Regions from separate parts of the Homo sapiens genome. Here region 2 is linked to region 1. Evidence: chromatin loops called from intact Hi-C (ENCODE). Cell type or tissue: breast epithelium. All regions are shown on one strand. Links, peaks and the distances in the headings refer to the core of each region. The heading gives the core; the rest is flanking DNA.

What was found. Hi-C counts contacts between places; a loop is a spot of excess contacts. Peaks named below come from ENCODE experiments on the same cell type or tissue, not always from the same donor. Only the 100,000 strongest peaks of a DNase experiment are listed, where the experiment ranks them.
Region 2: a loop joins it to region 1, with 27 times the contacts of the local background. A loop is called at or near these places in 1 of 110 quality-filtered maps.

What each region holds. Positions count from the first base shown.
Region 1 is chr3:98,692,830-98,708,114 of GRCh38, forward strand. No RefSeq gene overlaps it. Among named protein-coding and RNA genes, the nearest start is that of ST3GAL6-AS1, 32 kb to the right of the region's middle. In breast epithelium, for the core only: no CTCF peak of the experiment used is centred there; a DNase peak (open chromatin) is centred at 6,542.
Region 2 is chr3:98,625,776-98,641,060 of GRCh38, forward strand. No RefSeq gene overlaps it. Among named protein-coding and RNA genes, the nearest start is that of CPOX, 40 kb to the left of the region's middle. In breast epithelium, for the core only: no CTCF peak of the experiment used is centred there; no DNase peak of the experiment used is centred there.

The DNA.
Region 1 (15,285 bases), core at 4,936-8,935:
ACATAGGGCAAGGGAAGGGGACAGACAGTGCTGTCACTATTGTCAATTTTGCTGTGACAGAATAAATTCTAGAACAGACTGGGAAACAGCACAGGGCAAATGTTTCTGTCCTGCCAACAGGACTAGCAGAGACTAAGCCAAACTGCTGTCACTGATTGCACCACTGCAGGTTGTCACGGATTACATCACTATGGTTTCTCTTCTCTGAGGACACATTTTTCTCTGCTCTCCACCCAGGGACTTGGACACTTGATTTCAAATTCTCCTAACAAACAGTTTCAGGCTCTTTAGGCCCAGTCTCACTTATTTGCCTACCCGCTTCCAGGACATGCTCCAAAGGGCTTTACCAATATACCCCTCATGTCGAAGACCAGCCCCATCTCTGGCTTCCTCTTCTCCCCATGTCATTCCTGACTATGGCATGGGTGGTTCTGGGAGAAAGGTGACATAAACAGGTTCCCTCTGGACTCAACACAGCAGAGCCAAATGGGAAGTGATGTTGGGAGCTTTCCTTGTGAGGCCAGTCAGTGAAAAGTGCCGACAGTCTGGCAGATGGGAAATCAGTGTTTCCTGAGAGAACAGGAAACACTCACCAAGCTTCTCAGCCTCCTTTTTTTGCCCTCTGCTATAGCTATCTGAAGCTGTCCTAGGGTCAGTGAACAAGAAAGTTCTCCCCAGTCTGTCTGGCCAGACCAAAGTAATATTTTGGATTAAGCTTCATGACATTTCTTTGTCCCATCCTGAAACAACCCTCTGGGAAGGAGAGGGGAATTCATAAATTTACTTTAGTTTGATTTTTGTGACTAAGAAAGTGGTGTTTTACCTTTTCTTCATTCTAGGTTGCTAATGTGCTCACTCTTGGCACCTTGTTAATAATATATAAGATTTATTTACCCCATCTTCATTTACTTATCATCTTTCTCCTGTCTTAAACCCCACACTTGGAGCATATAAATTTACACAGTTTATTTTAAAAGAACAGACTTTGAAGACCTACAGATCTGGTTTTCATACTGGCTCCCACGTGTCTTAGCAGAGTGACATTGGACAAGCTGGTCAACTTCTTTCAATATCACTCAGTTGCTTCATCACCAAAATGAAGGTTATGATGTCTACCTCAGAAGGTTCTTAAGATTTAAGAGAAAGGATGTCCATCAAGTGAAAGGCAAGGAGTGACTGAGTAGAAATATCCATTCCCTTTCCCCTCTCTTTAACCCATCAGCCAAAAGAATATAGCATTTTTTGTTTGTTTGTTTGTTTGTTTTTTAACAAGTTGTGAACCCAGAAAATCTGAGACAGGTCTCAGTTTATTTAGAAAGTTGATTTTGCCAAGATTGAGGACAAGCCTATAACACATCCTCAGGAAGTCCTAATGACAGGTGCCCAAGATGGTCAGGGCACAGCTTGCTTTTATACATTTAGGGAGACAGGAAACATTAATCAATATATGTAAGAAGTACATTGGTTCCGTCTGGAAAGGCGGGACAACTTGAAGCAAAGGCAGGAAGACTGGAAGCGGGGAGACAGCTTCCAGGTCACAGATAAGTGATACACAAATGGTGTACACAAAAAAGGGTGTACACAAATGGTGTACACAAAAAGTGATACACAAACCTACTCTATGAGATATGTGTGTGTGTACATATATATATATTTATCATATATATATGATAGTTAATTTTATGTGTTAACTTGGCTAGGTCACACTGCTCAGATATGTGATCAAACATTATTCTGGATATTTCTGGGTAGGGGGGTATGGATGAAAATAGCATTTAAATTAGTGGACTTTGAGTGCAGCAGCTTGCTCTCCATAATGTGAGTAGACCTCATCCAGTTACTTCAATAGAACAGAACAATAGTTTCCCTAGAGAAGGGAGAATTTTCCAGGAGAAGGCCTTCAGTAGTGAACTGCACCATTAACTCTCCCCTGATCTCCAGCCTGCTGGCCCAACCTGCAGATTTTGGATTTTCCAACCTCCATATTCATGTGAGCCAATTCCTCTATCTATCTATTTATCTATCTCTCTATCTATCTATCTATCTATCATCTATCTATCATCTATCTATCTACATACATATACATGCACATACACATCATGTTGCTTCTGTTTATATATAATTTGTATATAAACATACATATGAAATTTATAAGAAAAGGAAGTAGATGAGTTTAAAGAGAGGTTTACAGCAATGCATTGTCATGGAAAGGAATTTCTGGCCTAATAGAATATGCCATTCTTTAATTATACTAAATAAGGATTCTCCTGTGCTTGCTCAGAATTCACCAGTGCTTATGAAATACTGGTTTGGGGACACTCATTTAGGTTTTGAGTCCAACTGCTCGTTAGAATCCTGGTTCTGCCATTTTCTGGCACTGTGACCTTGGGTAAATGACTTCATCTCTCTCACCCCATTTTTCTCATCTACAAAATGAGGCCATTTATACCTACCCTATGCCTAGGACAGTTGTGAGGACTGAATGAATCCCCAAACTCTCTCAAAAAAAATACTCTAAAAATCCATGTTAGAGGCCGGGCACTGTGGCTCATGCCTGTAATCCCAGCACTTTGGGAGGCCAAGGTGGGTGGATCACCTGAGGTCAGGAGTTCAAGACCAGCCTGGACAGCATGGTGAAACCCATCTCTACTAAAAATACAAAAATTAGCCAGGTGTGGTGGCGCAGGCCTGTAATTCTGTAATCCCGGTTACTCAGGAGGACGAGGCAGGAGAATCACTTGAACCCTGAGGCAGAGGTTGCAGTGAGCCAAGATCTCGCCACTGCACTCCAGCCTGGGTGACAGAATGAAAAAAAAAAAATCCACATAGAATTAATCTCTCCTTCCAATCCTCTTATAAATCTATAACACTTTGCTCCTAACTTGTGCCTATCATGATGATTATAAAAGTATTTTACATAAAAATTTCCCCCTGCTTACTCAGTCAATAAGATTCCATCAGAAATGTATGAAATAAGAATTTCCCAGCTCCCTTCTACTCCCACTTACCAAAGAAGCAGAAATTCTATCAAATATCAGGAATAATTTTTTTTAATGCAAATTCCTCTTTGAAACCCTTTGACCCTCAGGAGATTTAAATTCTATGAGGTGAAAAAGAGAACATACCAGACCTTTAAAACAGTAGATGAGAAATATTTGCATTTCTGAAAGAATTTTCATATGATTCATGAGTCATCTTCCTCTTTGGCCACCTAATACAAATTCAGGATGTTATTTATTGTCTCTATAAAAACCATTTTTTCCATATATCTCTGGATAATTCTTTTGCCACAACCTAAGGGGTTATGATACTTTTCCTTTCAAGAATCAAAGTACTAAGTGTGGCAAAAAGACAACAAGTATCCTCTGGACAGAAACCAAATAAGCTCACTCAAAATTAAAGAAGAGAGTTAAAGAACTTTCATGTTTTTCATGCCAGATACTATTGAAAACATCTCATAATTAGCTGATTCAGTCCTCACAACTGTCCTAGGCATAGGGTAGGTATAAACGGCCTCATTTTGTAGATGAGAAAAATGGGGTGAGAGAAATGAAGTCATTTACCCAAGGTCACAGTGCCAGAAAATGGCAGAACCAGGATTCTAACGAGCAGTTGGACTCAAAACCTAAATGAGTGTCCCCAAACCAGAATTTCGTAAGCACTGGTGAATTCTGAGCAAGCACAGGAGAATCTTTATTTAGTATAATTAAAGAATGGCAAATTCTATTAGGCCAGAAATTCCTTTCTATGACAATGCATTGCTGTAAACCTCTCTTTAAACTCATCTACTTCCTTTTCTTATAAATTTCATATGTATGTTTATATACAAATTATATATAAACAGAAGCAACATGATGTGTATGTGCATGTATATATATGTAGATAGATAGATAGATAGATAGATGATAGATAGATAGATAGATAGATAGATAGATAGATAGATAGATAGAGGAATTGGCTCACATGAATATGGAGGTTGGCAAATCCAAAATCTGCAGGTTGGGCCAGCAGACTGGAGACCAGGGGAGAGTTAATGGTGCAGTTCACTACTGAAGGCCATCTTCTGGAAAATTCTCCCTTCTCTGGGGAAACTATTGTTTTGTTCTATTGAAGTAATTGGATGATGTCTACTCACATTATGGAGAGCAAGCTGCTGCACTCAAAGTCCACTAATTTAAATGCTATTTTCATCCATACTCCCCTATCCAGAAATATCCAGAATAATGTTTGATCACATATCTGAGCAGCATGACCCAGCCAAGTTAACACATAAAATTAACTATCATATATATGATAAATATATATATATGTACACACACACGTATCTCATATATAACCCCTCTCTATATAAACTTTTCATAAAGGAAAGGTGATATTTTTGTAGTACCTTAGGAATTACGAATAGGAACATTTGAAATCACTGTTGAAGGGCTAAACACATAGAAAGCATTGGGTCAAATTCTGTACTGACCACCAGACATAACCAGGAATTTAGATTCATGAATAACTTCTGACTATTAGCTTTTCTTGTGATTCATTTCTTTCTCCTAAAGCTTGAGGGCAAACAAAACAAAAATCAGGTTAATCAAATAAAATGATACATTTCTGCCTATGAATTATCTAATTTATCTATTTGTCTGTCAGTTCATCTATCTACTGAGACTTAGAAGAAGGTCTACATTCTTTCTCAGCCAGAACTGAAAATAGGGCAGACTGGATAATACAGGCTTCTTTGCTTTCCAAAAAGAGAATGACCAGACCTCCCACTACCCCGCTTAAAAGTTATGTACAAATGACTTAGTTAAAGTGATGCAAGTTTTCCAAAATGTTGTGGGTAGCCTTGATGATGAGGAAATTATCGAAATACCGGTGCAAACAATCTCTAGAGAGTACACCAGACAATCCATTAGGGTGCAAGTAGAATATGCTGTATTAGGATATATGCATTCTCTTTATATGTAGTTTTAGTTTAAAATATTTTAAAAACATATATTGACACTTCCCTTATGATTGTCAGCCAATCACCTGTCATGTACAATGTGAAAAGGGCCTAAGGGACAAGTAGAAGATACACAATGACAACGCAACAGCACCATTGCTCATTGGTTTGCTATATATTGCAGAACACAGGTGCCTTGTTAAGTGAATTTACATATTCTGGCTCTGATTTTAACCTAACTAGTCCTCACAAAATGGGTAGGTGACTAAAAAATCTATTCCAGCAAAGAATTGAAGGTGTTAATAATGCATGTACGAGGGAACAATTAGAAAACTGCAGGGCTAACACTTTTATTCCTGCCACAAGCTGTTGCCAGAAACACTAAAATTACCAAGAATATTATTTGAAATATCTATTTATATACATTATCGTTATATAGGTGGCTAATATACAAAATAATTTTTTCGTGAGATAGAGTCTCACTCTGTTGCCTAGGCTGGAGTGCAGTGGCGTGGTCTCAGCTCACTGCAAACTCCTCCTCCCGGGTTCAAGCAATTCTCCTCCTCAGCCTCCTGAGTAGCTGGAATTACAGGCACCTGCCACCAAGCCTGGCTAATTTTTGTATTTCTAGTAGAGACAGGGTCTCACCATGTTGACCAGGCTGGTCTCGAACTCCTGACCTCATGATCCACCTGCCTCAGCCTCCTAAAGTGCTAAGATTACACATGTGAGCCACTGCGCCCCGCCACAAAATAAATGTTTAAACTACTACTTTAAAATATTTCATGTTATTGGATGGGCGTGGTGGCTCACGCCTGTAATCCCAGCACTTTGGGAGGCCAAGGCGGGCGGATCACGAGGTCAGGAGTTCAAGACCATCCTGGCTAACACGGTGAAACCCCGTCTCTACTAAAAATACAAAAAAATTAGCAGGGCGTGGTGTCGGGTGCCTGTAATCCCAGCTACTTGGGAGGCTGGGGCAGGAGAATCTCTTGAACCCGGGAGGCGGCGGTTGCAGTGAGCTGAGACAGCACCACTGCACTCCATCCTGGGCAACAGAGTAAGACTCTGTCCCCCTCAGAAAAAAAAAAAATCGATGTTATTGATAAATTGCAAAAGTGGCCACAAATTCTATCTATCCCTGTATGCTTATCCATTCACAATGTGACTTTGCAACTACTCCCATGAAGAGGTAAATTCTGTTCTATTCCTTGAATCTGAATTTGACCATGTGGACAAAGAAATGGTTGTAAAAATTATACAAGAAGACTTAAACAGATATTTCAATATGTTTATTGAAATAATCCTGTCCCTGCTTCATCATTATATATCACGTGTGTTGGGGCAGATAATTTGTCTTTTTAGTTCATTGGCTTCTAAAACTAGAAGAGCAATATCGGAAGAGACTCATCTGATCTGATTTAGATTATGAGATCCCAAACCATTATTAGATGAGACTGTGGTGCAAGGATCTCATCTGCAGAAGGAATAGTTTCAGGCCTAGATCACTTTGGCTCTAAACATAACAGTTTGCCCCTTGCAAACCCACAGGGAATACCTGCTGGATGACAAGAGATGTGTGTCCCAACCACCGCTGTCACCCAGCCAACAGCTGATCAACCTTCAGGAGCAGAGCTGTCAGAGCAAGTTTTACCTGCTCAGAGGCACTCTGAACTAAATGAGCCAGTTGAGAAAAGCATCCAATTGATCCCAGCCAAAATAGTTGACTTAAAAATTATAAAATAAACATAACTGTTATTCCAGGCAAATGAGTTGGCTAGAGGGTGGTTTGTCTACTTGTCTGTGTCTACACCAGTTGGATACTAAAATTCAATATAGCTTGATATCTGCTGAGGCAAATCTCTCCCCACCATACACACCTTTTCCTTCAGAAGAGTCCTGGGGCTATTCTTGGCTTTTTTTTCAGCTCTATACATTTTGAATGAGCTTATCAAGTACAGTGGAACCAAAAAATACCCTGTTGAAATTTTCACTGGAATTGTGTTAAATCTATAGATACATTTAGAGGAACTGGCATATTTTTAATGTTGACTCTTTCTATCCATAAATAACATTTCATACATCTTTTAGATTTATTTATAAATATATTATTTTGTTGCTAATCTAAATTAGATTTTAAAAATTCTACTTTTCCAAATGATTGTGGCAGGTGTATCAAAGTGCAAATGACTTAATTGTAATAATTTGTCTGTGGGTGTCTGAAAAATTTTTCCCCTCCCTCCCTCCTTTCCTCCCTCCCTTCCTTTCTTTTTTTTTTTTGAGACACGATATCCCTCTGTCGCAACACAAGCTGGAGTGCAGTGGTGGTAGAATCCCAGCTCACTGCAGCCTCGACCTCCCAGGCTCAAGCTATCCTCCTGCCTCAGCCTCTTGAGTAGCTGAGAGTTTAATAAGAATAGCACCATCATGCCTGGATTTTTTCTTTCCTTCTTTTTTTTTTTTTTTGAGACAGAGTCTCACTCTGTCACCCAGGCTGGAGTGCAGTGGTGTGATCTTGGCTCACTGCAACCTCTGCCTCCCAGGTTCAAGCGATTCTCCTGCCTCAGCCTCCGAAGTAGCTGGGACTACAGGTGTGTGTCACCACGCCCGGCTAATTTTTTGTATTTTTAGTAGAGATGGAGTTTCACTGTGTTAGCCAAGATGGTCTCGATCTCCTGACCTCGTGATCTGCCTGCTTCGGCCTCTCAAAGTGCTAGGATTACAGGCGTGAGCCACCACACCTGGCCTTCTTTCCTTTTTTTTTTTTTTTTTTTTTACTTTTTGTAGAGACAGGGCCTCACTATGTTGCCCAGGCTGGTCTCAAACTCCTGGACCCAATAGGTCTTCCCGCCTCAGCCTCCTGCAGTGCTGGGATTACAGGCATGAGACACAATGCCTCTGCCAAAATTTTCTATGTAGACAATAATCTAGAGAAAATAGCTTTCTCTCTCTCTCTTCCCATTATACTTGATAATGGATGAGTCCAAAGTAACAGCTGCAAATACAAGAGGAAGCAGAAGGGAAAGAAAAGAAATGAAGCCAAAGTGCCCTTTTCTTCCACTATAAATTTGCAAGTCTGAAGCAGACTGAGGAAGGAGTAGCTACTCGGGTAAGAATTTCAGTTTTGATGTTACAACTGCAGGGAATAGAGGTAAATTATATTAGATAAGACTGAACTTGTATTTTCTAAGAACAATTGTAAAATCTGTGGCACAATGGAACATTGCTCTCTTAAATGTTTCAATCAATAAAAATAACTTAAGCCTTAAAAAAGGAAGTATAACACATATTTAATGTTGCTCTGGCATGGCAAGGAAACTGAGGTAGCCATAAAAGCCAAAAAAATCAAAGTAAAAGTGGGAAATCTAAGAAGTAACCAAAAAACAAAGCCAGCATTTGCCTGAGGACACATTCAGACCCCTCCATTTCCCACCCACCCCCAGTGACTCTGAGTTTCTGCTTTCATGAATGCTCAATTCTGGTGACGTAAAGCCCAGTTGTGGTGACATAAAGCTTCCATCAACATCGGAAGTCTAGTTGGACCACTTCCTGTATAAAGCTGGTAGATGAATAATTGTCTCCAAAAATGTCCATATCTTACTTCCCAGAACCTACAAATATGTGGTTACATGGAGAGGGAGAATTAAGTTTGCAGATAAAATTAAGGTTGCTAATCAGCTGACTTTAAGATAAACAGATTATCCTGGATTACCCAGTGGACTCAGTGTAAGCAGAAGGACTCTTTAAGTGTGGAAAAGGGAGGAAGAAGGTCAAGAGTCAGAGAGATTTGAAGATGCTATCCTGCTGACTTTGAAGATGGAAGAAAAGACTATGAGCCAAGGAATGCATGTGGCCTTTAGAAACTGGGGAAGGCAAGGAAACAGATTCCCCAGTACAGCCTCCAGAAGCAACGCAGACTTGCTGACACTGATTTCAGCCCAGACTTCCAACTTTTAGAGCCATAAGATTATAAATTTGCATTGTTACTAGCCACTAAATTGGTGATAATTTGTTACAACAGCAATACAAAAGTAATACAGAGCCCAAAGGGATAATATATCTTCAATACAGAAATGTTGGGGGAAATTATGGTTATGAAGAAAATAGAATAATTTTTATAATACATGTTAAGATGGGGCCAGGTGTGGTGGCTCACACCTGTAATCCTGGCACTTTGGGAGGCCGAGGTGGGTGGATCACAAGGTCAAGAGTTCGGACCGCCTGGCCAACATGGTGAAACCCTGTCTCTACTAAAAATACAAAAATTAGCTGTGCATGGTGGTGCGTGACTGTAATTCCAGCTACTCGGGAGGCTGAGGCAGGAGAATCACTTGAACCTGGGAGGCGGAGGTTGCAGTGAGCCAAGATCGCGCCATTGCACTCCAGCCTAGGCAACAGAGCAAGACGCCGTCTCGAAAAAAAAGAAAAAAAAGAAAAAAAGTTAAGATGGAGCACACAAAAACATATCCAACCTACTCAGGAGTTCAAAGCACTCTTACTAATTGAATTTGATTTGATGAAATTAAAAGTGTCATCTGCCTCTGAGAAAGGCAGGGCAAGATTCATTAACAATTAAATTTACTGGAAAAGGAAGAGCTGAGTCACTATGCCTGAAGCATGAGAATATCTTCATTCTGTGGAATTCAGGATCTTATAAACAGAAATAGATGCCCCTCCCAGCAATGAGTTCCTTCCTATCTTCGAGATGCTTTGATCATGCTCCCCAAATGGAAGAAATGGTTTTTGTAAGTTAAGGAAATAATTTCAATTTTATGACATTCAAAATATGAATTATGAGGGTTATTTGGGGAACAGACCACTGAAGTTCACAGAGTAAAAAAATCCAGGCCAGGCACAGTGGCTCACACCTGTAACCCCAGCAATTTGGGAGGTCGAGGTGGGTGGGTCACCTGAGGTCAGGAGTTTGTGACCAGCCTGGCCAACATAGTGAAACCCCGTCTCTACTAAAAATACAAAAATTAGCCGGGCGTGGTGGCAGTTTCCTATAATCCCAGCTACTTAGGGGGCTGAGGCAGGAGAATCCTTTGAACCTGGGAGGCGGAGGTTGCAGTGAGCCAAGACTGCACCATTGTACTCCAGCCTGGGCAACAAGTGTGACACTCCATCTCAAAAAAAAAAAAAAAAAATCCAGGACTCCTTCTGAGACTTTTTCTAAAAGTGCTAAAAGTGCTACTGCTTCTACACATGAGAAGCGTTACATCATTTTTTTTTTTTTTAGACAGAGTTTCACTCTTGTTGTCCAGGCTGGAGTGCAATGGCACCATCTTGCCTCACTACAACCACCACCTCCTGGGTTCAAGCAATTCTCCTGCTTCAGCCTCCTGAGTAGCTGAGATTACAGGCGTCCACCACCAGGCCCGGCTAATTTTTTGTATTTTTAGTAGAGACGGGATTTCATCACGTTGGCCAGGCTGGTCTTGAACTCCTGACCTCAGGTGATCCACCTGCCTCGGCCTCCCAAAGTGCTGAAATTAAAGGCATGAGCCACCGCGCCCGGCCTCGTTAGATCTTCTTTTAAGTCCATGGACCTTTGATATCACAGTAGTGACTTTACAGTTTAATATTTTTTTTTCAAAGTTTGAGTGTTTCAGAAAACTTTGGCTAAAGATTTTGTGGTGGGAGGTGTACTGACTTCAAATCACTGAAGAAAAGGCAATTTAGTTGGCCAAATGGTAGCTATGTTTGAAATGTCTCAATGTTGAGTGAGGAAAGGAGCTGAAGATAAGGGTGTTACCAGAGGACCATAATTTTGGCTTCACCCAGGGCTGTGAGACAGCAAATTTTCTTCCCTTTTTAGTGTTCTTACTCTTTCTACTTTTTTTTGTTGTTGTTGTTGAGATGGAGTCTCGCTCTGTCACCCAGGCTGGAGTGCAGTGGCGCGATCTCGGCTCACTGCAACCTCTGCTGCCTCCCGGGTTCAAGCGATTCTCCTGCCTCAGCCTCCTGAGTAGCTGGGATCATAGGCGTGCACCGCCATGCGTGGCTAATTTTTGGATTTTTAGTAGAGACGGGGTTTCACCATGTTGGCCAGGCTGGTCTCAAACTCTTCACCTCGTGATCTGCCCGCCTCCATCTCTCAAAGTGCTGGGATTACAGGCATGAGCCACCACGCCCGGCCTTAGTGCTCTTACTCTTTACCTCTGCCCCTTGCTAAAGACTCAGGAACTGAGTACTGCCAGCCTTGTATCCTCCACAGCTACTCCAAGCAGTACCTTATCTGTGGATATCTTACTTCCCATCTTTGCATCTCATCAAATCTCAACTGTTATGATGTTCTAATTTCCCTATTTCCCTGCTTCCACTTCCAGCTTTTTTTTTTTTTTTTTTTTTTTTTTTTTTTTTGAGACAGAGTTTCGCTTTTGTCACCCAGGCTGGAGTGCAATGGCGCGATCTCGGATCACCGCAACCTCCGCCTCCTGGGTTCAAGTGATTCTCCTACCTCGGCTTCCCGAGTAGCTGGGATTACAGGCAAGCACCACTACGCCCGGCTAATTTTCTTTTTTTTTTTTTTTTTTTTTTTAGTAGAGACGGTGTTTCACCATGTTGGCCAGACTGGTCTTGAACTACCGACCTCAGGTGATCTGCCTGCCTCGGCCTCCCAAAGTGCTGGGATTACAGGTGTGAGCAACTACGCCTGGCCTCACTTCCAGCTATTCTTATTGGGAAGGAGCTCATCACATATGTAATATTCTACAATTCTGGAATTTTCCTTCTCTCACAGAAGAGAATGATGATCCGATGACTTGGTTTTTCTCCTCAAAATGTCCATCCATTGGCTGGGCACAGTGGCTCATGCCTGTAATCCCAGGACTTTGGGAGGCTGAGGTGGGCGGATCACCTGAGGTCAGGAGTTCGAGACCAGCCTGGCCAACATGGTGAAACCCCATCTGTACTTAAAATACAAAAATTAGCCAGGCATGGTGGCAGGTGCCTGTAATCCCAGCTACTCGGGAGGCTGAGGCAGGAGAATTGCTTGAAGCCGGGAGGTGGATGTCGCAGTGAGCCGAGATCGTGCCATTGCACTCCAGCCTGGGGGACAAGAATAAGACTTTGTCTCAAAAAAAAAAAAAAAAAAAAGTCCGTCCATTGACCCAAGAAGTGTTTTCTCCTGTCCCTGTCAAATCAGTTTCATACATTCATGTTGAATGTTAGCAGTGAAGGTGAAACCTGGGAGGTGGAGGAGAAAGGAATGAAGTTAAGCTAACCTTCAAAATAAGCAGATAAGAGGATTTTGGAAATTGAGGGCAAATGAAAGGTGCTAGAATAAAGTGGAGGTAAGATAATTGGGGAAGAAGGAAAAAGGTAAACGGGTTGTTGCCAGGGGGTTGGTAAAGAATCAACTTTAATACATTTTCAAAAGCACAAAAATTAGAACATAATTCCATTTTTCTTACTAAATAGATATTTGGTCTGAGCTTCTATGGATGAGACTGTATGCATGGACTGGACCATATAGGTCAGAGGCTAAAAGGGTTACACACTAAGTTTAGGGTGGCCAACTTGTATCAGTTTTCCTAGGACTTCCCCAATGTTAGCACTGAAATTTTTACATCCAGGGAACTCCTTCAGTCTTTGTCAAACTGGGATGGTTGTTTACGCTAAGTTGTTAGTGACTAATAATGGCTCCATGTGTTACATTTTCTGGGAGAATAGTAAGCTCTTGGTTTTCATAAGAAAGGCTTAGAGGATGAAGAAACTATTATGGCATTTGACTTCCAGTGATGTCCATAGAAATATTATCTTTAGTTGAAATGCAAACACTTATATTTTACATACCCACAAGTGGTTCTTGGGATTCTAATTCTAGAATCTGAATTTCTCTTTCTCCTGCTTGCAAGAGAAGACAAATATAGTACTCAGAAAAAGAGACAGTCTCGGGGGAAATTTAATGGAAAAGAAGGAGGTGGAGGAAGAGGAAGAAGTGAAAGGAAAGAGAAAGGGCTCAAAGAAGAATGAAATTTAAGTGCATGTGTGTCTATAAGGGAGAAACTCTTTTCTCTAAAAAAGAAGTTCTTGGCTGGAGATGATTCCATCCTCCAGGGGATATTTAGCAATGTCTGGAGATATTTTTGGTTGTGACAACCAGAAGGAAGGCACTACTGGCATCTAGTGGGTCAATTGCTACAGGGCAAGAATGCTGCTAAACATCCTACAATGCACGGGACAGCCCTTCATAACAAAGATCTAGCCCAAAGTGTCAATAGTGCCAAGGTTGAGAAATCCTGACCTAAAGAATGTATCATTAATAATGGACTAATAGACATCAGAAAAAATGTATAGAATGAGGATTGAGGACACAGCCTCCCTATCTGTCCTTAAATCATACCATATATAGAGTGATGCTAAAAAAATGATTTTCAAGGGTCTAAAATGGTAGTGTTAGCATATAAATAGAATGCTAAAAGAACATCAGCAAAAAGCAGGAAATAGGTGTCAATTTTTTATTTAGCTGCCCATGTCTCAGATAAAGTACTTGATGTAGAAAATAACAATACTTTTCTCCAAGGTTTTCCAATGTTAGGACAAAGGGAAGTATCCCAATTTACCCAGAATCTGTAAGACACTGTCAAATTGGAATTGAATCAGCAATTAGGACAGGTGAACTTTGCCTTATGAACATTAGAATCAGCCAATTTATTCACTCAACAAGCATATTCTTTCATGCCAGGATTCTTGAGGAAACTGGGGATGCAAAGATGAACATGATACACTGAAGGTACAAAAAATATAATTATTTATTGAAGATGAGCATTGTGTCATGGGAGCACAGCAAAGGAAAGACTCATTCTGCTTGAAGGTGTCTCAGAATAGGTAAAATTCTACCCGGCCCTTGAAAGATGAGTAGTAAATAACCCATCAGCGACAGGGCAAGATAAGGACAATCCTGGCCAAGGCTGCAGAGAGTGCAAATCATGGAGGCTTTAAAGAGGGGTAGACCTTGACATTTGAGCAACTCATCTTTGTGGCTAGATTTCATGGAGAAAAGAAAGAAGTGATTGTGTATCAGATGTCAAGAAAAAGACTACCATAATGCCTACATGTCATCCTCTCAAGTCAAACAGCATATACATTCTCCCCCATGCCCATCATTGTCCTCTCCCAACTCAGAGGCTTAGACCACATGTCCCCCTCTCTCTGCCTATTCAAGGTCCCTGCAAATATCCCTCAGACCAAAGAGATGCTTCCGTGCTTGCACTACGCATAGTTTATGTCATTTAACATTCATTTGTAACTCTGTTAGGGTGGCTGCATCTCCTGAGTATAAATTGTATCCTTGCCCATCTATGTCATGAACTTTCCAAAAGATGGACCAGATATATATGGCTTGAAGCTCCCAAGGACATATTGCCACATCCCTGGCAATCATATTATAGACTAAATGTTGGTGAGTTAATATTATAAGAACACTGTTGGTGTCGACAAAATGGAAAAGGAAACTTAAGTCTGAAACAATGTGGTGCTCTGCTGAAGTGTTATTTCAAAAAGAAAAAGAAATCATTCTTCTAGAAGTGGGATTAGTAAAGCTTACGTATTTAGTACCTGACACAAACTGGACACTCAATAAATATTTGTCCCATAAGTAAAATATCAAATTTTATTGCCCAAGTTGAGTTGATGTTAATGGTTAGATTGCTTACTCTACAGGTCATCTCACTCTTCATATCAGCAATCTATTCCTGTGTTGCTGCTTTCAACCCACAAAGGCAATAATCAATTGCCCTGATACTCTCTTACATTCCCCAAAATGTATGAACACATGAACCTACTGCTAAGCCTCCAATAGGTTTTACCTCAGTTACCAATAGAAAATAGGTAACAAGGCCGGGTGAGATGGATCACGCCTGTAATCCCAGGACTTCAGGAGGCCGAGGCTGGCAGATCACCTGAGGTCGGGAGTTTGAGACCAGCCTGACCAACAAGGAGAAACCCCGTCTCTACTAAAAATACAAAATTAGCCAGGCGTGGTAGTGCATGCCTGTAATCCCAGCTACTCGGGAGGCTGAGACAGGAGTATCACTTGAACCCGGGAAGTAGAAGTTGCCATGAGCCGAGATAGCACCAGCCGAGATCACACTCCAGCCTGGGCAACAAGAGTGAAACTCCGTCTCCAAAAAAAAAGGAAAATAGATAACAGATAGTGTATTGAAATACATAAAGTCCCTATCACAGTTTGTGACATATTGTAGGTGCTCAATGAAAGGTGGCTATTATAACTTATCTTGTTACTATGGAACCCGATGGTCACAATTCTCCCAAACGTGTGTGTGCGTGTGTGTGTCTTACACACCTACCCAGAAAGGGCAATTATGCAGTCAGCGATCATC
Region 2 (15,285 bases), core at 7,570-11,569, 64 kb before region 1:
CTGGGGGACAGCCAGAGCCTTCTGAAGTCAAAGAACAAACAGGATCCAAGACTGACCAAAGAAGGCCTCTTCCTGGACAACCACTGAGACAACAAAGTGAGTTTGTGTGCAATTCAGGTCTTAAAACTATTTTACCTCATCCTCAGCCTCCCCCTTTTCTTACATTTGACCAGGCCTGTTATTACAGTGAAGATATGAGAATGCCTCCTTTTGCCAAGTTCTTCTCGGAGCAGGCTGAGTTGAAAAGGGAGCATGCAAAGCAGTTCCTAAGATATCTAAGAAAACGTGAGGGTATTATCTGCCTTCCAGTTATTAAGGTGAATGTCAAACTTTGTTTTGACTTCTGTGGGGCCTTTTCCAGGTCTAGAGAATTAAACTGATTAGTTGCTATGTAACATTTTAGGTTACTCATGTTCCTACATGGGCTTCTTAGCAACTAACTGACTCTGAAAGCAAGTATATGTCAACATCATTTGGGGTAAATTTTAGCCACTAAATGCTTGTTTGGCTTGTCTTAATGAGCGTCACAAAGTTTGGTCGCTGGGTTGTCAGCATCACCTGGGGACTCACTAGAAATGCAAATTTGTGGCTCTCACCCCAGACATAGGCCCAAAGAGCTACAACTTAACAAGCTCTCCAGATGATCCTAATGGTATGTGTAGTTTGAGAAGCGCTACTCTAATGCCTTCTTCTCAGAGGTGTTAGCGTCCTATTTCAGATTGTTAATCTAATTCAGGTACATGTTCAGGTATTTAATATGGCTGTCTCTTTAAAGTAGTAAAACAAACTTTTTTTGTTTGGGCACACACTCCAAAGAAACAACCTGAGCCTTAGTTGGGACTATTACATCCAGGAACATCCCTAATTTTCCTAAGGTGGTTGTTTTGGTTGTTTTTTAACTCCTGCTTTATAAAAAGAAGTAAATGTGTGCTAATGAGAGATGGACCACCATCATAGAATTCCAAAGCTAATGCAATACTTGTATGTGTACCTGTGCTAGTAGTACCCTTGCTCTGTAGCACATTAAAATCACCTGGGAATCTTTTAAAACTCATGATGCCCATGTTGCATCCCATACCAATTAAGTCACAGTGTCTACGATTGAGAGCCAAGTATTAACATTTAAGATTCTCAGCTGATTCCATTGCACCTCAAAGTTTGGAGACCATTACACTATGCAAACCTAGTCATGGTCCTATGCAGGAAGCAGAATGCAACAAAACTGTGCCTGAAGTAAAAAAGCGACTCTCCTGTTCCTCTTCAACAGAGGCCCAACATAGATAACTGGGGAAATGGCTTACAAGCCCTGAAGTTTGCTGTGCAGTTGGAGAACACATTAACCAATGTCCTACAAGACCTGAAAATCACAGCTACTAAGGATGATGAAACTGGTGTAAGTAGTTAGCTGGTTCTGACAAACAGTGTCATCTTTCACTTCTGGATTATGATTTGCTTCTGAGAAAGGGGACCAAGGCAATAGATCACCCAACATGTGTTTTTTTCCCTGGAAGGAAGTCTGGGAACTTATTTCTAGGAGTAGTTCGGGAGTGGGCAGATAGCTGTCCTGGTGAAGAAAAGTGAAATTTAGTGTATGGTGAAAACATCTTCCTAGGAGTAATGCACTCTGTAAAATTAAATAAAACAATTGTTCTGTTGCTGTTGGCTTGTAAATATCCTAAACCAGAAATGCTTAAGCTTTACTGAGCACAAGAATCACTTGGAGTGCTTACTAAAACACACTTCTAGGGCTCACTCCCAAAAGTTGTTTATTGGGTTGGTTTTGTATAGGTCTCAAGAATGTATTTCTAACAAATCTAGGTGGTGATACAGCTGGCTGATGGCCACAGTTTGAGAACTACTGTTCTAGACTGTTACTGCAAAAGTAGATGTTAATGGTGACCTATTACAATACAGACCTCTCTGAGGTCTTCCTGGTTATTGGTAAGCACTCTACCTCAAAGTGATAACTTCTTTCTAACTTCCTAGCTTCTCAGGAAGTCAAAGTGAAGAAAATGGGCCTAGTTACAATAGTTCTCAACTCCAGACACATGTTGGACTCAGTGAGGAGCTCTGAAATGGTACAAATGCTCGAACCTTATGCCAGATCACTTAAATTTTAATCTTTAGGAATGAGGTCTGGGCAGCTACTCAAAATCTCTATGTGATTCAAATAATCAGGATTGAAAACCATTGCAGTAGTAGCCTGTTAAAGTAACCTGTACTTTTAATAAGACAACCTAATACTCATACCCATTGAAAGTAGGTGCTTGTATTCACCTAAAGGTCTTGAATATCTTAGATCAGTGCTGCTGGATCTTCAATATGCATATGAATCACCTAGACTTTCTTAAAATTCAGAGGCTGGTTTAGTAAATCTGGAGTGGAGCCTGAGATTTTGAATTTCTGACATGCTCCCAGGACTGCTGGTCCCTGGGCTACAATATAGGTAGATTCTTGTTGCAGACATGGTCCTCAATGTGGGTGCTTCCCTGTTTTATTTCTATAGCTCATAGACTTCGTAAAGGAGTTCATAGATAAACAGACAGCAAGCATAGCTTTTCTGGAATACCATCAGAAGCTATTAGAAGAGTCCCTCCAGCAGAAAGGCCTGTCTGAAAAGTCTGCTGAGTCTGCTGAGACATCAGTTGAAGAGACCTAACTTCTGAAGGCAGCAGCACAGCAAGTCTTGCCATTATAATGATCTCAGAGTCAGCTACTTAAGAGTCTTGGTCAGTTCCACTTGCCTGAAGACTGCTTTCCTTTTTATCTAGTTTCCTAATCCTCTTTGCTGTGCATGCAAATAAATCTGCTTTGCATTATAACTATGTGTAAAAATATTGGTAGAACTAATGCTTCCAGTGCTCCAATAGCAATGTGGAATTGGTATAAAAAGCTTCCTGAGACAGTGGGTGTGTTAGGCTAAAAAAAAAATCTTCCCTCTACCATGCCCCCACCTTACCTTAGCACCCAGAGTCAGGATTTGGTAAATGCAAGCAGTACAAGTGGATATACTAGAAATTAAGTGGTGAAACCTTAAGTCTCAATGTTCTCCTCTTATTTGTATATGTACTTTAAGTATACAATATAATAGGGGTTCCTTCATATTAAACGCAGACCTAAGATGGAAAACAATTCTTGGTCTAGAAAGGGTGACTTTCACGTGAAGGATGGTGCAGTGCCATTTCATAGCCAAGGTAGGTGTAGGCAACAGGAGGGTACACAGAGGCAATTAATGCATTGCAGCCAAGTGTGTGGATGCCCCTATCCATTCCACTGTAAGCCAATTAGCAGCTACTAGGGTAATTACTTTCAGGAGCAAAGAATGAGCATGCAAGCTTGAGTCAGGCTTCTCAGGGCCTCATGTGACTAGTACCCTCTAGGAAGAAATAGGGGCTCTATAGGATTGTGCGCTGGCTCCAAAACTTACTAACTCCTTGGCCTTGAGTTTATACCTCTTCATTGCCTCAGTTTGGTCATCTGTAAAGTGAGGTGTATTAGTCAGTGTTCTCTAGAGGACAGAACTAATGGAATAGGTATATATAAAGGGGAGTTTATCAAGTATTAACCCACACAATCACAAGGTCCCACAATAGGCTGTCTGCAGGCTGAGGAGCAAGGAGAGCCAGTCTGAGTTCCAAAACTGAAGAAATTGGAGTTGACATCTGGTATAGCACCTACAATTGGAGTCACCATATGGTTAAGCTTACAAGAATCCACTGTCATTTGCCAAGATCCATCTGTCTTCTGCACAGGCCAAATGGGAGAGTTGAATGGAGATGTGATGGGAATCACCACCCTGCGTCTTTCAAGTCCTTGATGGTGGCACTGATCTCCGCAGTCCCTCCAGGGATGCGATATTATTTTTGATTTACTATTTTTCTAGGCAGAAGGAGTTCTAATGGCTTCCATTTGGCCTTTCCCACCACAATAGCTCTCATCCTACCATTCAAGGAGCCAATGTGGGAGTTCTGCCAGCTGCTAAGTATGTCTATGCCAATTATGCATTCTGGCACTGGGGAAATGACCACAGGATGAGTCTGGGGACCCACTGGACCCACTGTAAGTTGGACCTGAGCTAAAACTCCGTTAATTACCTGACTTTTACTGGCAGACCACAGTGACATTTTGGGTACCCTGGAATCAATGTCAGCTCAGAGCCAGTGTCCAGTAGTCTCCAAAATGTCTGATCATTTCCCTTTTCCCAATGCACAGTTACCCTGGTAAAAGGCTGTAAGTCTCCTTGGGAGGGAAGGGAGAAAGATTCACTCCATAAATTGTCAGTAATATAGTGGGGTCCTTCCTCAAGGGCACCCGGCCTCCCCTTCATTTAAGGGGTTCCAGGTCCATAAACTGGCTCAAGTCTGGAAATTGATTGAGGGGTTGTGATTCTGTTTTCATAATTCAAATTAGTCTTTTGTCCATTCAACCTAGAAGGTTTTTGCTTGCATAAATGAAGTAGGAATGCAGTAAGCTTCCTATCAATTTCACTTCTAGGAACACCGTGATTAATTAGCCAATGCCTGAGTTCTGTACAATCAGACTATTCTGATTGCCGCTTTGCCTCTGCTGTGCATTACAGTAGCTACACCTACCTTGCCTTTGACAGTTTAGTGCTGCCACCTGCCCCCTGCCACCTTGGGATCCAATTATTCTCATTGTATTTAAATTTTGTAGTTGAGGGACTGTGGTTCCCACTGTTAGATCTGACATAAAGAAAAGAGCAATTACAGGGATCTTCAAAGATGCAGGTGCTGCTCTCGCAAACCTATTTTGCAAGGCATTGGTCAAGGGTATATCTTCTGGACCCTCCCAGCAGCGATGAGTAGGTCTAAAGCGACTAATCCACTCCACCATCCTAATCTCCCTAAGCCTTTCCATTCCTTCCTCTACATTAACCCAAGGGGGATCAGGCACTTCCAGCTTACTCACAGTGGGCCATCTTTTAATCCATACTTCAGCTAACAAAGCAAATAAGCCTTTAGAACCTCTTTTAACTCCCTGAGCTGCAACATTAAGTGCAGAGTCCCTGCTTAGTGGGCCCAAATTAATAAATTTAGCCTGATCCAACTCTATGTTCCTTCCAGCATTATCCTATACCTAAATATCCATTCCCATGCCTGTTCTCCAGATTTGTTTATATAAATTGGAAAATTCAAGCAGTTCTTTTGAGTGTAGCATACCTCCTCATGGGTCACACTCTCAACTTCACCTCTACGGGCGGCCAGGACTTTAGTTATAGGTCTAGAAGCAAACAGGGGTGTTGGGGGTAGCTCCTGAGGAGAATCAACACTGTCTTGCCTGGCAACTGCCTCAGGGGAGGCTGCCACTGTTGCCTCAGGCAGCACAGGGTTTATCTCCTCAGAGAAAAGTGGAAAGGCTGATGGCAGCATGGGTGGGGGAGGCAATGTTGCCACTACTGGGAATGGGGAAGCTGTTTCTTCTGGCAAAAAAGTTTCATTAGAGCTTACAAGTTCAGTATCCCCAGCTTTATCAGGGTCCTCCCACACATCCCCATTCCATACTGCAGGGTCCCATTCTTTTCCAATAAATACCCTCACTTTAACAGTAGACACCTGGTAAGGCTGTGCACGTACCTTTTATTGCAGGTCAGCCACTCACATGATAAGAGCTTGTGTCTGTCTGTCCAGAATTTCAACTCTTTCTCTACAGGAGATAAGACTCTCACTCAGGCAATCTTAGCAGATTTGAGGCTCAGTATCGGCTTCTGAAGCAGGGATATAGAATGCCTGAGTTCATTTTCTTTAATCACTTTGTCCACTGAACTTAGGAGGAACCAACCAGCTTCATTATGTTCCTTGGTTCTCCACATATAGTCAAAGGTATTATGTATAGAGTCACTGAACTCCTTGCCTCGCATGAGCAACAAATCAGGAGTGTTAAATGCATTTATTTTGTATAACTCTCTAAACAGTTCATGCCGAGGACTATCAGTGTTCTCCATACTGTTAGAAGTAGAGTCCTTAGCATTCTGGGGTCTAATAAGCCAACTCTAGAAACCCAAAGCCAATGAAAGAACTTCATCCTTAATATTCTGATCCTCTAGAACTATCCCAGTCTCGGTACCGAAATCTGTATTAGTCAGGGTTCTCTAAAGGGACAGAACTAATGGAATAGATATGTGTATAAAGGGGAGTTTATTAAGTATTAACCCACATAATCACAAGGTCCCATGATAGGCCGTCTGCAGGCTGGGGAGCTCTTCTTGCTCTTTGTACGAATTCCAAAACTGAAGAACTTGGAGTCTGATGTTTGGGGGCAGGAAACATCCAGCATGGGAGAAAGATATAGGCTGGGAGGCTAGGCCAGTCTCTCTTTTCACATTTTTCTGCCTGCTTATATTCTAGCTGAGCTGGCAGCTGATTACATTGTGCCCACGCAGATTAAGGGTAGGTCTGTCTTTCCCAGCCCACTGACTCAAATGTTAATTTCCTTTGGCAGCACCCTCACAGACACACCCAGGATCAATACTTTGTGTCTTTCAGTCCAATCAAGTTGGCACTCAGTATTAACCATCACATGGGGTTAATAGTACTTTATAAAGTTAACAAAAGGATAAGTACATTAATGAATATGAAGTGTCTAGAACAGCACATGCTCAAATTTTGTATTCTGTTAGTAATAAATAGTGCTTCTACTTAAACTTGAGGAAAGCCAATACATAACAGAAGCATTTCCAATAAGAAAACACATCACTAGAATTGAGGCAGAATCTTTTTTTGGGGGAGACAAAGTTTCACTCTGTCACCCACACTGGAGTACAATGGCGCGATCCCGGCTCACTGCAACCTCTGCGTCCCAGGTTCAAGCGATTCTCCTGCCTCAACCTCCCGAGTAGCTGGGATTAGAAGTGAGCACCACCACACCCAGCTAATTTTGTATTTTTAATAGAGACAGGGTTTCACCATGTTAGCCAGTCTGGTCTCAAAATCCTGACCTCAGGTGATCTACCCTCCTTGGCCATCCAAAGTGCTGGGATTACAGAGGCAGAATCTTAAAAGATTGAATATCTTTAGACAGAAATGAGTATCTTGTTTGAAACAGAAACAAGTGGTTCTAAGAATGGACCTATTAGATATCTTGGAAAAAATCAAGTTAACAAATGGACTGAATATTCAAATAAACACAGCTAAACAAACAAGTGACCTAGAAGTAATCTCAGAAATTGTCAGCCAAAAGAATTTAAAAATGGTATTTAAAATGTTATAAAATGGAGTTCTAACAAAAACATCTAATTGAAGCTTCAGCAAGAAAGAGAAACTGACAAAATATTAAACTCACTGTAGTATAATTTTAGAGCATCAACAACGAGAAAGCTCTCCATAAAAGATATTACTTACAAAGAATGTAAAACTGACAAATTAATAGGAGCTTTCTTAATACTAGCAGCAAAAAGCAAATGGAAAACTTCTTTACATGCTGGTAAGTTGGGTGAATCATAACAAGTAAGGGAAGAATAGGACTATTTAGATATACAACAATTAAGAAAGCTTATAGAAGCTTGCAACCTACAGAAGACATTCACTATCAATATCATGGGTTTCCTCTACCTGCAGGCCCAAAGTAGCCTGGCTGATATTAACCAATCTTGTATAATTCTTATGCCTTAGTAATTCTAGTAGCAAAGGCATGTCTCCAGGTGAAAGTCAGCCATGTAATTAACATTTTCACCTCCCTCTTCACACCTTTCTGCAACTTTCCTGAGAATTAGTGCCATGGTGAGCTTCTGTCACCATTGAATAATTACTAGTTTACAAAGTACTCTTGAATAAATGTCTCACTTGTATACTTATTATGACCACACTAATTTATATCTAATTTTATACTTATTAATGAATATTAGACATTCACATTAAAATCAGGAGTAAAACAACATTGCTTTATTCTAATACTATTGAATGTTTTCTGGAAGTTCTCAAGCAGAGTTTCTCAACCTCAGCACTACTGACAATTTGAGCCAGATGACTCTTTGCTGTGGGGGGATGTCAGGTGTATTGTAAGATGTTTACTAGTATCCCTGGCCTTTACCTACCAGATAGTTCCTCCCCCAGTGTGACAACCAAAAAAAGTCTCCAGATGTTGCCAAATGTCTCTTGAAACGTAAAATCCACTTTTGGGAACTACTCTTGAGAATCACTATTCTAGATAATGCAATAGAAAATTTGCATTATAGATATATTTGTTTGCAAAAAGACTGATTTATTTAACACAACTAGAACTGAGAAACTATTACAACTTACAGGAAAGTTTAATAAAGTTGCTGGATATAGGATAAACAGCTACAAACAAACCTTCCATATGTAACAACAATAAAAGGAGAAAACAGTTTTTAAAAACTCGTATAATATCCACAAATAAGAATACATATGAATAAGCCTAACAAATCCAGTTGGGAACCTATATAAGTAAAACGTTTCCTAGAGGAGATGAAAGCTTTATATAATAGAACAAAGACAGATTAAGTATTATGAAGATGATATGTCCAAAATCAATAGAACTAAAGCAATTTTGGTCATAATCCCAACAGAATTTTGAGGACCTAGACAAATTAATGCTAAAGAATTAATAAACCTCAATCATGAGGAAAAAACGTGGAGACACACAGAAAACTTAACATCATTAGCTATGGGAAAATGCAAACCCAAACCACAATGAGATACCTCTACATATTCATCAGAATGACTACATTTAAAATGACTGCCAACACCATATGTTGGCAACTTGGTAAAGCACCTGAAGCTTTCACACATTGTTGGTGAAAATGTAAAATTATATAACGACTTTGGAAAAAGTTATGACACTTTCTTGTAAAACTAAGCATATACCTATTAATACTTCATGAACCAGGAGCCATCTCCTATATATCATACAAGAAAAATGGAAGTATGTGTTCACAAAATGATTTGCATAGAGTGTTCAGTAGCTTTATAATAACTAAAAAATGGAAATAGCCTATCAATAGGAGAATGGATAAACAAATTGTAGTATATTTGTATAATAAGTGTATTAGTCCATATTCATAGAGCTACGAAAAAATACCCAAAGGGATGGGCATGGTGGCTCATGCCTGTAATCCCAGCATTTTGGGAGGCCGAGGTGGCCAGATCACCTGAGGCCAAGAGTTTGAGACCAGCCTAGCCAACATGGTGAAACCTCATCTCTACGAAAAATTCAAAAATTAGCCAGGTGTGGTGGTGGACACTTGTAATCCCAACTACTTGGGAGGCTAAGGCACAAGAATCGCTTGAACCCAGGAGGTGGAGGTTGCAGTGAGCCGAGATCATGCCACTGCATTCCAGCCTGAGTGACAGAGCAAGACTCTGTCTCAAAAAAAAAAAAAAAAGAGTGGGTAATTTATAAAGAAAAAGAGGTTTAAAGGACTCACATTTCCACAAGTCTAGAGAAGCCTCACAATCATGGTGGAAGGCAAAGGAGGAACAAAGGCATGTCTTACATGGCGGTAGTCAAGAGAGCATGTGTTAGGTTATAAAACCATCAAATCTCATGAAACTGATTGACTATCACAAGAAAAGTACAAGAAAAACCCGCCCCCCCCATGATTCAATTACCTCCCACCAGGTCCCTCCCATGACACGTAGGGACCATGGGTGCTACAATTCAAGCTGAGATTTGGGTGGGCACATAGCCAAACCATATCAATAGGATACTACTCAGTAATAAAAAGGAGTCAACTACAGATACAACATGGAAGAATATAAAAAACATACTGAAAGAATTTTATACTAACAAGTACATACTTTAGAGTTCCATTTACATGAAATTCTAGAACATATAAAATACTTCTGTAAAGGAAAATGTCAGAACAATGGCTATCTTGGGGAGGCAAGGATTGGCTAAGAAGGGGTATGAGTGACCTCTCTGCGGTGATGGTAATGTTCTATATCTTGACATGATTAAGTTGCATAAACTGGTCAGAACTTGAAACTGTTCCAACAGTTTTTTTTTTTTAATGATTAAATTCTTGGGCTTATGGGATAGCAGATATAAAACAACTTGCTGAATAATTGAAACTGAAGCTGTACCTCAAAGAGTAAGAAACAAATAACTAACAAATACTTGAGTTTGCAGGAGGGCAGATAAGAAATAACTTGCTGAAACACTGAAACTCCATCCACTTGTGAGATTTCAAAAACTGGCTGAAATTGGTTGGAACCAATATGGTTAACTGGAGTTTGCATAGAATGAGCTTGCTGACCTCACCTTCTGAATTTCCACTGTGTGTTTCACTTGATCTTAGCCAAAAGGCCAAGAAGCGATCCACTATGTGTTTCATACTAACTACACCTGAATTTGCACATGCAATCCATGAGGTAGCATGAGGAGATAACTGTGCATGCCTTAGAACTTTCTACACCTTGCCTTTTCTTCCATCAGTCACCTACTAATCCCAGAATCTACCTCCTAAGACTTTTCTAATAAAATTACTGCCTGAAAGCCAGAACAAGGAGACAAATTTGAGCTGGACTCCTCTCTCAGCAGAAACTTTAAAGGCCAAGAGAAAGTTGGGTTATATATTCAAAGCATTGAAAGAAATAGCCAAAAACACTGTATCCAGCAAAGGTATTCTTCATAAATGAAGGAGAAATCTTTCTCAGGAGGCAAAAACAGAATTCATCACTATTATACCACCCTATAAGAAACTCACTGATAGAGCAAACACACAAATGAGGGAAAGGACTCAAATGTTACCACTTCAGAAAATCATCAAACTGCAAGGATAGTCAATAAGAGAAAGAAAGGAACAACTGATATACAAAACCAGTAAACAATTAGCAAAATGACAGGAATAAGTCCTCACATATCAATAATCTTAGATGCAAATAAATTAAATGTTCCACTTAAAAGATATAGACTGGCTGAGTGAATTATTTTTTTCAATTACCCAACTATATGCTGCCTACAAGAAATTCACTTCACGTGTAAAGGCACAGATAGATAGAAAATAAAGAGATGGAAAAAGACATTCCCTACAAGCGGAAACCAAAAGCAAGCAGGAGTAAACATACTTATATTAAATACAGCACACTTTAAGTCAAAAACAGCAAAGAGATGCAAAGAAGGTCATTATATAATGATAAAGGTATCAATTCGGCAAGAGGATATAACAATTCTAAACATGTATGCACCCAACACTGGAGCACCCAGATATACATAGAAAGTTAGATTGCAAGGGAGAGATAGATTCCAATACAATACTAGTTGGGAAATTTAACCCCCTACTCTCAGCCTTAGACAGATCGTCTAGACAGAAAAGCAACAAAGGAACATTAGTTTTAAACTGCACTTAGACCAAATGGAACTAACAAGCATCTACACAACGTTTTATCCAATAGCTGCAGAATACACATTCTTCTCATCAGCCCATGCAACATTAGGACAGGACATAAGTTACATCTATAAAAACAAGTCTCAACAAATTTTTAAAAATTTGTTAGATATCATATCAATAAAATGAAGTCGTAATAAGCATCTTCTCAGACCACAGTGGAAATAAACTAGAAATCAATAACAAGTGGAACTTTGGAAACTGTACAAATGGATAGAAACTGAACAACATGGGCTGGGTGCAGTGGCTCACACCTATAATCCCAGCACTTTGTGAGGCCGAGGCGGGTGGATTACGAGGTCAGGAGTTCGAGACCAGCCTGGCCAACATGGTGAAACCCTGTCTCTGCTAAAAATACAAAAAATTAGCCAGGTGTGGTGGCGGTTGCCTGTAATCCCAGAAGAAAAAAGGGACATTACGAATATAGCAGATTTTTTCAATGTTAAGATGAAATTATAAATAATTATGCCATTAAAATATTAAAACTTGAATAAAATAACATAATAACAATAATAAACAATATACAAGTTGTCAAATTGACTCAAGAAAAGGTAACCTAGCATAATTTATAAGGTTATTATTATTATTATTATTTCAATAGTTTGGGGAGAACAGATGGTAGTTCGTTGCATGAATAAGTTCTTTAGTGATAATTTCTGAGATTTTGGTGTACTCATTACCCGAGTAGTGTACGCTGCACCCAATGTGTAGTCTTTTATCCCTCACCCCACTCCCACCCTTCCCCCTGAATCCCCAAAGTCCATTATATCATTCTTATGCCTTTGCATCTTCACAGCTTATCTCCTGCTTATAAGTGAGAACATACAATGTTTGATTTTTCATTCCTGAGTTACTTCACTTAAATTAATGGTCTCCAACTCCAACCAAGTTGCTGAGAATGGCTGAGTCATATTTTATTTTATATATATATATGTGTATATACACACACATATACATACACACACACACATACATAAACACACACACACACACACATACACACACACACACACACACACTTTTCCTCTGGGTAGATACTCAGTAGTGGGATTGCTAGATCAAATGGTAGTTCTACTTTCAGTTCTTTAAGACATTTCCATATTGTTTTTCAAAGTAGTTGTACTGGTTTACATTAAATCCAGTAGTGTAAAAATGTTCTTTTTTTTTTTACCACATCCACAGTAACAACTATTTTTTTTTTATTTTTAAACTATGGTCATTCTGCAAGAGTAAGGTGACATTGCATTGTAGTTTTGATTTGCATTTCCCCGATAATTAGTGTTGTTGAGCATTTTTTCATATGTTTGTTGGCCATTTGTATATCTTCTTTTGAGAACTGTCGATTTGTGTCCTTTGCCCACTTTTTAATGGTATTATTTGTTTTTTTCTTGCTAATTTCTTTCAGTTCCTTGTAGATTCTGGATATTAGTCCTTTGTCAGATGCATAGTTTGCAAGTATTTTCTCCCACTCTGTTGGTTGTCTGTTTACTCTACTGATTATTTCTTTTTTCGGTGAAGAAGTTTTTAGTTTAATTATTAATAGGTCCTGTCTATTTATCTTTATCTTTTCTATAATTTAGCTTAATTATTAATAGGCCACATCTATTTATCCTTGTTTTTGTTACATTTGCTTTTCGGTTCCTGGTCATGAACTCTTTCCCTAAGCTAATGTCTAGAAGGGTTTTTTCAATGTTATCTTCTAGAATTTTTATGGTTTCAGGTCTTATATTTAAGTCTTTGATCCATCTTGAGTTGATTTTTGTATAAAGTGAGAGATGAGGATCCAGCCTCATTCTTCTACATATGGCTTGTCAATTGCCCCAGCACCATTTGTCGAATGGGGTGTCCTTTCCCCACTTTATGTTTTCTTTGCTTTGTTGAAGATCAGTTGCTATAAATATTTGGCTTTACTTCTGGGTTCTCTATTCTGTCCCATTGGTTTATGTGCCTATTTTTATACCACTACCATGCTGTTTTGGTAACTATAGCCTTGTACTATAGTTTGAAATCAGGTAATGTGATGCCTCCGAATTTGTTCTTTTTGCTTTGTCTTACTTTGGCTATGGGGGGATCTTTTTTGGTTTCACATGAATTTTAGGATTGTTTTTTCTAGTTTTGTGGAGAATTATATTTTGATGGAATTGCATTGAATTTGTAGATTGCTTTTGGCAGTATGGTCATTTTTACAACATTGATTCTACCCATCCATGAGCATGGGATGTGTTTCCATTTGTTTGTGTCATAGATAATTTCTTTCAGCAGTGTTTTGTAGTTTTCCTTGTAGAGATCTTTTACCTCTTTGGTTAGGTGTATGCCCAAGTTTTTTTTTTTTTTTTTCTTTTTGCAGCTGTCATGAAAGGGGTTGAGTTCTTGATCTGATTCTTAGCTCAGTCATTGTTGGTGTATAGCAGTGCCATTTATTTGTCTACATTGATTTTGTATCCTGAAACTACTTAATTCCTGTCAGATGTAGGAGCTTTTTGGATGAGTCTTTAGGGTTTTCTAGGTATATGATTTATCATTGGCAAAGAGTGACAGTTTGACTTCCTCTTTATTGATTTGGATGCCTTTTCTTTCTTTCTCTTGTCTGATTGCTCTGGCTAGGACTTCCAGTACTATGTTGAGTAGAAGTGGTGAAAGTGGGCATCCTTGTCTTGTTCCAGTTCTCAGGAGAATGCTTTCAACTTTTCCCATTCAGTATAATGTTGGCTGTGGGTTTGTAATAAATGGCTTTTATTACCTTGAGGTATGTCCCTTCTAGGCCAAATTTGCTGAGGGTTTTAATCATAAAGCATGCTAGATTTTGTCAAATGCTTTTTTTTAATCTATTGAGATGATCATATTATTTTTGTTTTTAATTCTGTTTATGTGAGGTATCACATTTATTGACTTGCATATATGAAATTATCCCTGCATCCCTGGTATGAAATCCACTTGATCATGATGTATTATCTTTTTGATATTCTGTTGGATTTGGTTAGCTAGTATTTTGTTGAGGATTTTTGCATCTATGTTTATCAGGGATATTGGTCTGTAGTTTTCCTTTTTTGTTATGTCCTTTTCTGGTTTTGGTATTAGGGTGATACCGGCTTCACAGAATGATTTAGGAAGGGTTCCTCCTTTCCCTATCTTTTGGAATAGCTTCAGTAGGACTTGTACCAATTCTTCTTTGAATGCCTGATAGAATTCAGCTGTGACTCTATCTGTTCCTGGACTTTTTTTGTTGGCAATTTTTAAATTACTGTTTCAATCACTTTACTTGTTATTGGTATATTCAGAGTTTCTGTTTCTTCCAATTTAATCTAGAAGGGTTGTATATTTTTAGGAATTTATCCATCTCCTCTAGACTTTCTAGTTTTTGTGCATAAAGGTATTCATGGTAGCCTTGAATTACCTTTTGTATTTCTGTGGTATCGATTGTAATTTTACCATTTTGTTTCTAATTGAGTTTATTTGGATCTTCTCTCTTCTTTTCTTGGTTAATCGCAGTAATGGCCTATCAATTTTGTTTTTCTTTTCAAAGAATCACATTTTTGTTTCATTTTTCTCTTTTTTATTTAATTTCATTTATTTCTGTTCTGATCTTTCTTCTTTCTTTTCTTCTGCTGGGTTTGAGTTTGTTCTTTTTTCTCTAGACCTTGAGGTGTGACCTTAAGTTGTCTATTTGTGTTCTTTCAGGCTTTCTGATATAGGCATTTAATGCTATGAACTTTCTCTTGCAGAGCTCTTTCCATGTCCCAGAGAGTTTAATAAGTTGTGTCACTATTATCATTCATTTCAAAAATGTTTTAAATTTCCATCTTGACTTCGTTGTTGACCCAAAGGTCATTCAGGAACAGACTATTTAATTTCCATGTATTTGTATAGTTTTAAGAGTTCCTTTTGGACTTAATTTCCAATTTTATTCTACTGTGGTATGA